Regions from separate parts of the Homo sapiens genome. Here region 1 is linked to region 2. Evidence: chromatin contacts called from ENCODE Hi-C or POLR2A ChIA-PET data. All regions are on one chromosome and are shown on one strand. The core of a region is the stretch at or near the end of the contact, and the rest is flanking DNA. Distances in the headings are between cores, read along the strand shown.

The links. A loop is a pair of places that touch in the nucleus more often than their neighbours do. ChIA-PET counts read pairs that join two places held with the same protein, here RNA polymerase II (POLR2A). Pooled maps may share reads with other maps.
Region 1: a loop to region 2 is called in a map of endothelial cell of hepatic sinusoid, with 5 times the contacts of the local background. The contact joins two enhancer-like sites. A Hi-C loop is called at or near these places in 1 of 168 maps with a recorded cell type or tissue (endothelial cell of hepatic sinusoid) and 2 of 50 pooled maps. POLR2A ChIA-PET finds 5 or more read pairs at or near these places in 5 of 52 experiments (WTC11, activated CD4-positive, alpha-beta T cell, activated CD8-positive, alpha-beta memory T cell and 1 more).

The regions. Positions count from the first base shown.
Region 1 is chr11:61,897,458-61,902,331 of GRCh38, reverse strand. RAB3IL1 (RAB3A interacting protein like 1) reads left to right here. Exons shown (of 10, transcript NM_013401.4): 9 at 2,952-3,018; 10 at 3,972-4,874. The coding sequence ends at 4,054. Among named protein-coding and RNA genes, the nearest start is that of FADS3, 8.4 kb to the right of the region's middle. RefSeq lists enhancers at 2,744-2,813, 1,925-2,896, 2,864-2,913 and a silencer at 3,264-3,313. Within about 2 kb of position 2,736, at least 10 of the 41 ENCODE cell types and tissues checked have a DNase peak (open chromatin) inside an H3K27ac peak, as active enhancers do.
Region 2 is chr11:62,002,117-62,006,683 of GRCh38, reverse strand. No RefSeq gene overlaps it. Among named protein-coding and RNA genes, the nearest start is that of FTH1, 37 kb to the right of the region's middle. Within about 2 kb of position 1,948, at least 11 of the 41 ENCODE cell types and tissues checked have a DNase peak (open chromatin) inside an H3K27ac peak, as active enhancers do.

The sequences.
Region 1 (4,874 bases), core at 1,487-3,986, 110 kb after region 2:
TTTATTTATTTATTTTTTGAGACAGAGTCTTTGTCACCCAGGCTGGAGTGCAGTGGCACAATCTCAGTTCACTGCAATGTCTGCCTCCCAGGCAGACATTAGCAATTCTCCTGCCTCAGCTTCCCAAGTAGCTGGGATTACAGGCATGTGCCACCACGCCCAGCTAATTTTGTATTTTTAGTAGAGATGGGGTTTCACCACGTTGGCCAGGCTGAACTCGAACTCCTGGCCTTAAGTGATCTGCCTGCCTCGGCCTCCCAAAGTGCTGGGATTATAGGTGTGAGCCACCACGCCCAGCCTTACATCTTGATTTACAGAGCAGGGTACAGGCTCAGAGAGGCGCAGAGACTGACTCGGGCCACACAGCCAAGCCAAGGGCAGTGGTTTGCTATTACGGTGTAACAAATTACTATCAACCTGGTAGCTTAAAATAGCGCAGTTCCCCATGTTGGAGTCTAAGCACTACTTACTTACTGGATTCTCTGCTCAGGGACTTGCAAGGTCGCAGTAAGCTGTCAGCAGACTGTGTTCCTTTCTGGAAGTCAGGGTCCTCCTCAAAACTCACATTGTTGGCAGCATTCAGTTCCTTGTGTTTGAAGGACTGAGGCCCCTATTTTCTTGCTGGCTGCTGGCAAGGGGACACCCTCAGCTTCTAGAGGACACCCGCAGTCCCCTGCCACAGGGCCTTGTTGCACAGGGCAGCTGACTTCAGAGCCATCAGGAGGGCCACTCTCCAGTCGGCTGAGATGCAGCCTTATGTATGAAATGTCATGGGATGACATCGCCCCCCTCTGTCATTCAATGTCACCTAATCCAGGAGTGATGCTAGAGTTCCAGTTAGAGTGCGGGGCTCCTGACGCCCAGACTCAGGTGCTGGCCGAAGCTTTGGAAAAGGTTCAGCGGTGCGTCTGGTGCACCAGCCTTAAGTCGGCCGTGAGTGCCAAGGGGCCTCTAGGAATCCCAGCTCCCACCCTCCCCTGCCGAGTGACCCAGACCAGGACAGGGGTTCTCACCAAGCTGGGGATTGAGGACAGGGATTCCTCTTCCTCTGTCCCTCTGTTGACTCTTAAGAGGATTGAGGGGAACAAGAGAACATGTTTGGAAACACGTTTCCAGTGACACAGCTTGAGGAACCATCTCAGGCCTGCTAGAGGCTCCTCGCAGGGGAGCAGGTCTAAAGGGGACAAATGGTCCCTTTGCTGGCAGCAGACTATACTGTCCTTGATGAACTCCACAAGGCATCCGAGCGTGAGTCCTCCCAGCGGTGTGCTGAGCACCCATTTACCAAAAGGGAGGCTGAGCCTTGGCAGAGGAAAGGGGTGTGTTCAGGGCCACACACCGAGACCTGGGATCCTGGCTCTGAGTCCACTGCAGCCCCTACCCTGTGGATTTGTGCCCACTGAGCCTTGTTCAGTGGCCACTTATCTCCATCACCGCTTTCCAGGCCCAACCATGGCTCAACAGCAGGCCCCACAAAAGATGTTCCCGTGCTCAACAATGTCACCTCTAGCACTTTAAGTCCCTGGCCTGGGTGTCCTGCTGCACTGGATGAAGCTGGGGGTGGGAGATGAGGTGAGGAGGGTCTGAAGTTTTAGGATGTGGTCCCTGCCCTGAAAGACCAAGACATGTGGGGTCCACAGGGAGAAGTGTTTTCTCCCTAGCACACTCCCTGGAGAGGGAAAGCCCCCTCCCTGCTACTCCCTGCTCATGAGCCTCTGTGGGCATCCACTGTCCCTGCTCCTGTCCTGAGCTCTGCCCTGCCCCACCCTCCTGCCGCAGCCTCTCCTCAACCCTCCCTGTGCAGCGGTGTCCCTGCCACGACGGGCTGGTCCCCCGACCTCGCCCCGCTCTCTCGCACCTCCCTATCTTTGCCAGGCCACCACCGTCCCGCCCCTCCCCGAAGCTTCTCCACTCCCCAGCCTGCGGGTGCCCCTCTCACTTGATGTCCCTCCCCAGGAGTGTTGGACATTCAGTAGGGGCTGTTGCGGGCGGGCACAGCCGCCGGCTACCTTCCACCCTGTCTTAGGCTGGGTTCCGAAGAGGCAGAGCCTCACCTGGAGATTGTGTGCAGCTCCCAGGAGAATGAGGGAAGGGACGGGGGAGTCCAGCCAGGATGTGGCCTTAGCTACAGCCCAGCTTCAGCCCCATCCACCGGGCTCTTAGCAGAGTTGATTCCACCCTGAGGCAAGGGGACTGTCCTTTCTATCTCCACACAAGTCAGTCATCGGCTGAGGTCTACAGGAGGAGTGAGTACAGAGGGGGGCACCTCTGAGCCATTAGTGCCCCCACTCTCAGCAGCTGGGAGATGGGGCCCGGGCCTGGGAAGGGGCCCTGGGCCAGGCACCAACAGTACCCTCTCCGTGGTGTGAGTCCTCATAGCAGTGTCTGAGCCAACACAGGGTCCCCGGGGCCTGGCATGGAGCAGGCCTGAGGCCCCAGGGGCCCCGGGCAGCCCAGGTGAGCGGCTTCTGACCCCCTTTCCTTTCCCAGTGTTATCAGTAGCACTGGACTGAGGCCTGGCTGGCCCAAAACTCCAGCATCTGGAGCAAGCCGGCCTGTGAGAGGGCGAGTGTAGACTCCGGGACAGCCTGCCCGGTTCATCTCACAGCTCTGCTGCATGCTGGTTCATTAGCTCCGCCATCTCCGTGATGGATGTCAGCGGCTTTCCCCGGGTGGCTCCGCTTTCCCCCATGTAAGATGGAATAATAAGCGCGTCTGCTCCGTTCGCTGCAGGCGCTTGATGAAATGGCTGCTGCTGCTGCTGCTGCTATTACAGCAGGGCTAGTCATGCTGTTGTTGATTACTACTTGAAAGCCCAGTCCCAGCTGAGTCAGGGAGCACTGCCTGGCTCTGCAGGGACCTGGGGCCTCCTGCTCTGGACTCAGATCCGCCTGTCAGGGGACCCCCAGCGTGGGGCTGGCAGGTCACACCGTCCCCACCTCTGCCCACAGATCACCGCAGTGTGCAACTTCTTCACCTACATCCGCTACATCCAGCAAGGCCTGGTGCGGCAGGACGGTGAGCGCCCCCTGGTGGCCGGTGCAGGGATCGCACACGGGAGTGGGGCTGGATGGGGAAGTGCCCTCTGGGCCCACCTGCCCCTAGTGGAGGCAAGACTCAGCTAGGAGGCTGGGGAGCGGGGAGGGTTGTGGTTTAGTAAAGCGTTCACAAACTTCCTGGGTGCTGAGCTCTGTACCTGAGTCCGTCCGGCTGGTCTTTCTCCTGTCCCCAAACCTCTCCCGGCCCCGCACAAGGGGGCCACCCCTGTGAATCTCTCCCTGGCCCTGGAGGTGGTGGCCCCTCCTCCTGGTCACCTGAACACAGGGTCACCCACCTCCAGCCTTTGCTCCCACTCCACTCCATGCTGGACAGGGCCTCCCTCCACCCCCTCCCCCCACAGCCCATTCTGCAAGGCCTGGCTCCCCGCTCCTCCACCAACCTTTGCTCGCTGCTGAGTCTTCTCCTGAACCAGTCTGGCCCGACCCTCTGAGTAAGGAGCTATCTCCTCTCCATCCTGGGGGTCAAGTCCTCTTGGAGGCCAAGGCCAAGGCATGCTGGGTGTTGACACCTGCTAGGTCCCTGGATGGCCGCTGTGGTCCCCGCCTCACTGCGCAGGGTCCTTGTGAGACCCCAGGGAGGCATCTGTGCCTTGTCTAATGTAGTTCCCAGGTCTGGACCACCGCTGTGGCATGTGACAGCGTGTACCTGCTTGTCTGCGTCGGGCTGTGGGGGTGGCCGTCAGTGTAGTGCAAACAGATCCCTCGGGTGTGGTCGGCACTCAGCAGTTTCCAAGGCTCAAGAGTGGAGCCTCAGAGAGGTCCAGCCACTCACTGAGGTCATCTGTTTTGGGGGCCGGGGACCCTAGGGTGCTGTGCCAGCTGCTCTGTCCAAAGCCACAGGAGGGGACCTGGCCATCTGCCCGAGGTGACCCTGAGCTGTCCCCGACCTGTTCACCCTCTCTCTGCCTGCAGCAGAGCCCATGTTCTGGGAGATCATGAGGTTGCGGAAGGAGATGTCACTGGCCAAGCTCGGCTTCTTCCCCCAGGAGGCTTAGGGCGCGGCCCAGGCCTGAAGGGGAGCTCTGAGACAGAGCAAACACCCACCCCAGAACAAGCCGACACACAGGGAGACGGGGGCCTGGAGCCAGCCCTGAGCCAGAGGCAGAATGGATGGACAGACAGGCCATGGAGGCAGCACTGAGCCAGCACCACACGTCCATCCTGGGACAGACGGGCCTGGACTTCACGGCAAGACCCCCCTCTCTTCCCCACTGGGTTCTGCCACCACCAGGAGGATTTCAAGAAAGCACCAAAGACCAGGGAGCTCGGATCCATACTCGGGGGGCCTCAGCCCTTGGGAGGGGACACCTGAGGCAGCCAGCGCCCCCTCCCCAGTCCCCAGAACTGCCTGCAGGTGCCTTGTTGCTGGCTTGTCTTCAGAAAGGGACTGTTCTGGGTGGCTGGATCTCCAGGGTACCCTCCACCCCAGCTGCCAAGCCCTGGGCCAGCAGCACCCCCTTGTGGCCATCCTGTGCCTTGTTCCCGGTGGCCTCCCTATTGGACTACTAGGAGGGGCTGGCAGGGCCTCCATAGCACAGAATTGCCCCAAAGCCTTGTTAAGATGAGTCAAGACCCCTCCCCCGCTTCCTCCCTTCCTTTCCCCCTTCCTCCCTCCCCCTTCATAAAGGCCTCCCTTGTCACCTTCCCTCCCACCCCGTCTCAGCCCTGTGCTCCTGGAGGCCCTGCTCCCAAAACCGCTGGAAGGACTGGGGCACTTTCTGCCACAGTAGAACACAGACAGGGCTTCAGATCACCCACGCCTGTTTTCAGCTGTGGGTGGCCATGCAGACACGCGCCCTGGCATGTGGGGCCTGG
Region 2 (4,567 bases), core at 699-3,198:
AGCGATCCCTTTACCTCAGCCTCCCAAGCAGCTGGGAGTATAGGCATAAGCACCACATTCAGCCTTATCTGAACTTTGAACATTGGTATGACCTTGGTTCCTTTTTCTTTGGAGACGAAGTCTCGCTCGTCGCCCAGGCTGGAGAGCAGTGGCACGATCTCGACTCACTGCAACCTCCATCTCCCGGGTTCAAGCAGTTCTCCTGCCTCAGCCTCCCAAGTAGCTGGGACTATGGGTGCGTGCCATCACAGCCGCCTAATTTTTTTTTTTTTTGAGACCCAGTCTTGCTTTGTTGCCCAGGTTGGAGTGCAGTGGTGAGATCTCTGCTCACTGCAAGCTCCGCCTCCCGGGTTCACACCATTCCTCTGCCTCAGCCTCCCAAGTAACTGGGACTATAGGCGCCCACCACCATGCCCAGCTAATTTTTTGTGTTTTTAATAGAGACGGGGCTTCACCATGTTAGCCAGGATGGTCTCGATCTCCTGACCTCGTGAACCACCCGCCTCGGCCTTCCGAAGGGCTGGCATTACAGGCGTGAGCCACTGTGCCCGGCCAATTTTTTGTATTTTTAGTAGAGACGGGGTTTCACCATATTGGCCAGGCTTGCCTTGAACTCCTGACCTCAGGTGATCCACCTGCCTCAGCCTCCCAAAGTGCTGGGATTACAGGCGTGAGCCACTGCATCAAGCCCCTTGGTTCCTATTTTATTCCCAGAAGAGAAACTCTTCTGGGGAGGTGGCCATCCACACGCTGAAAAATGGCTTCTCCTTTTTAATCTTAACCAACTGTCCAAGTCAGAGAAACACAAATTCACGCTGTAAAGTCTTGGCCTAGGAGTCACTTCCCCTGGGGAAGCTGGTAGCCCCCCATCTTGTCAGTGCCCTTCCTATCAACCCCTCAGTAAGCTCTCCTAAAAGAAAAAGGCTGTGAGTCCAATTATATGGTTTGTGGGAGAGAAAAACCCTTGGTCCCCTGGGTGGTAGCAAATGGAGGACACTTAAAGGCTGGCAGTTGGTGTCTGGGGAACAGTCTGGATCTCCTATACTCCACGACCTACAGATTGCAGGCAGCTGGTCAGGTGGAGTCAGGCAGTCAGTTCTCCCATCCCCCGTCCCAACCCCCGACATCATGGGACAGAAAAAGCTGGCACCCGTGGGTGGGAAGAATTTCAGAGAGAAAGAGGGAGATTGAGCAGAAGAGGGAGGCTGCTTGCAGCCCTGAATAACATCTTTCTTTGCATATTTTCTTCCTCCAGAACAGTTTGGAGGCACAGTCCAGCTGCTGCCTTGGCTTTTGATCAGAATGATTACCCACAGGCCCATCCTTTCTTAGCACTGTTAGAGAACAGAGAGATGGCACTGGCTTCCAAAGTGTCCCGCGGGTGTCTTTTCTGCCTTTTTCTATCCTTCCATCCATTCCTGTGGGTTCTCGGGCAGCTGCTCATTTGAAAGAGAGGAGAGAGACATTTTTTTGTTTGTTTGTTTTGAGACGGAGTCTCGCTCTGTTGCCAGGCTGGAGTGCAGTGGCACGATCTCGGCTCACTGTAACCTCCGCTTCCCAGGTTCAAGCGATTCTCCTGCCTCAACCTCCCGAGTGGCTGGGACTACAGGCACATGCTACCACCATGCCCAGCTAATTTTTGTATTTTTAGTAGAGATAGGGTTTCACCACGTTCGCCAGGCTGGTCTCGATCTCCTGGCCTTGTGATCTGCCTGCCTTGGCCTCCCAAAGTGCTGGGATTACAGGTGTGAGCCACTGCGCCCAGCTGAGAGACATTTTTTAAGAGCAAAATCCATGCATGGCCAGGCCTCGGAATCTTTCTAAGGCCTCCTAGACTCTCAGGGGACCCACCATGGCAGTGGCACTGACATGCAGCCCAGGGTTGTGGTCCAAGGAGGGCTTATGAGCTGACTCAGAGGAAGTAAGCTTGTTCTTGGCTGCAGGGCAAGACTAGCCATGGAGGTGGGCTCTGGCCAGCTGGTCTGATATTCTTGCTGGTCCTGACTTTCATTTCCTCTGGAAATCCCGCACACTTGACCACAGAGGCTTTTGCAATATGTGTGTATCCTAATTCCCCTGGGGTTTTTCTCTTTTTGTTTTCTGAGGAGTGGGTCCACTTCAGTAAAATTACACACAAAGTTGGAGCTTTCTGTTCCAGGAAGGCAAAGGTTACAATTCTAGCAAGCCTAACACCCAAAAACACAAAACGCTGAAACCAGGAGAATGAGTTAGAAAATATGTATCCATGGCCAGGCGCAGTGGCACACGCCTGTAATCCCAGCACTTTGGGAGGCCAAGGCGGGTGGATCACGAGGTCAGGAGTTCAAGACCAGCCTGGCCAAGATGGTGAAACCCCGTCTCTACTAAAAATACAAAAAAATTATCCAGGCGTGGTGGCGCATGCCTGTAATCCCAGCTACTCCAGAGGCTGAGGCAGAGAATTGCTTAAACCTGGAGGGGCAGAGGTTGCAGTGAGCCGAGATCGTGCCACTGCACTCCAGCCTGGGCGACAGAGCGAGACTCCGTCTAAAAAAAAAAAAAAAAGAAAATTTGTACCCTGGCAGGTCACGGTGGCTCACACCTGTAATCCCAGCACTTTGGGAGGCTGAGGAGGGTGGATCACCTGAGGTCAGGAGTTCGAGACCAGCCTGGCCAACATGGTGAAACCCCGTCTCTACTAAAAATACAAAAATTAGCTGGGCGTGGTGGCAGGCACCTGTAATCACAGCTACGCAGGAGGCTGAGGCAGGAGAATAGCTTGAACCCGGAAGGTGGAGGTTGCAGTGAGCCGAAATTGCTCCACTGCACTCCAGCCTGGGCGACAAGAGCAAGACTCCATCCAAAAAAAAAAAAAAGAAGGCGAGGCGCAGTGGCTCGCGCCTGTAATCCCAGCACTTTGGGAGGCCGAGGCAGGTGGATCACCTGAGGTCAGGAGTTCGAGACCACCCTGGCCAACATGGTGAAACCCCATCTCTACTAAAAATACAAAAAATTAGCTGGGTAGGGTGGCAGGCACATGTAATCCCAGCTACTTGGGAGGCTGAGGCAAGAGAATTGCTTGATCCCGGGAAGCAGAGGTTGCAGTGAGCCAAGATCGCGCCACTGCACTCCAGCCTGTATGACAAGAGCGAGACTATCTCAAACAAAACAAAACAAAACAAAAAAAACAGAAACCTAGCTCCTTCAGCCTGTTCCCACCTGTGTCACTTACTTTTAAAGTTCTGCAAGCCATGTGGGCCCACCCACTTTTTCCAGCCTGGGGTTCCCTGGGTTCTAGCCCCATGCAGACAGAGAACTTCCGACGGACTTGTTCACAGGGGCTGGGAGTCTTCCGGTTTAAGTAAAGGATGGTGGCAGAGGTGCATCTTCTGCCCCAGAAACATCTCGGCTGAAGGAGACTCCATCTGCCTGGCCCAGCGTAGGGAGAATATCAGCCCATTGTTGGTGAAGGTGTTTCCAGGGACAGGGACAGTGGGCTGCCTCTTTCTCCAGCGATCTCCCCTCAGGGGCATATGTGAAGAGGAAAGCTGAAGAAAGAAAAGGCCAACTCGTCCTCTTGGCTCAACTTGTCTCTCCAAGTCATCTTCTTCCTCACTCCATCCAAACCCAAGTACCATCCACCCATCCAATAGATAATGACTGAACATCCCCAGGTGCCAGACACCCTTCTAGGTACTGGGATACGGCAGTGATGATGACAGTAAGGCCCAATGACTCTCAGAAAGTTCACACTATAGTCAGTGGAGGCTGGAAAGGGTCAGTATATTCCACGGAAATAGTGTTAACTACAAGAAAGCAAAACCAGTAATGGCATAGAGAGGGACTGAGTCTTGGGGAGATGAACTCCTTTGCGGAGGGGTCAGGGAAGGCTGCTAGGAGCTGACTCTCCAGCTGAGCCCTCCATTCTGAGAAGAGGCCAGCCCAGGAGAGATTAAGGGAAGAGCATCCGGGCAGAGAGAACAGCGAATATGGAAGTCCTGAGGGGCATCGAAAATGCCGGAATCTGGAGGTCCAGGGAGCACTCTGGAAAATCTCTTGGATTGTTATCCCTCTCATCTGGTTACTCGCGGGGATGCTCATGGAAGCAGGAAATCTTTCCTGTCTGCATAAAGTGTATACACATTTACATGGAGCGTTGGCCAAGCATGGTGGCTCACGCCTGTAATCTCAACACTTTGGGAGGCTGAGGCGGGTGGATCCCTTGAGGTCAGGAGTTCAAGACCAGCCTGGCCAATATGGTGAAACCCTGTCTCTACCAAAACTACAGAAATTAGCCGGGAGTGGTGGTGCATGCCTATTTTCCCAGCTACTTGGGAGGTTGAAGCAGGAGAATCGCTTGAACCCAGGAGGCAGAGGTTGCAGTGAGCTGAGATCGTGCCACTGCACTCCAGCCTGAGCAACAGAGCGAGACCCTGTCTCAAAAAATAAATGAACACATGGAGCGTCATTTTGACTAAGCAGAGCCGTCGATGGCAAGCTACACTGTCAGCAGGGACCCTTAGCTTTCACGAGGAGAGAACACAGCCTTCTGTTTTCTCTTCAGTGCCTCATGGAGTCAGACATTCCC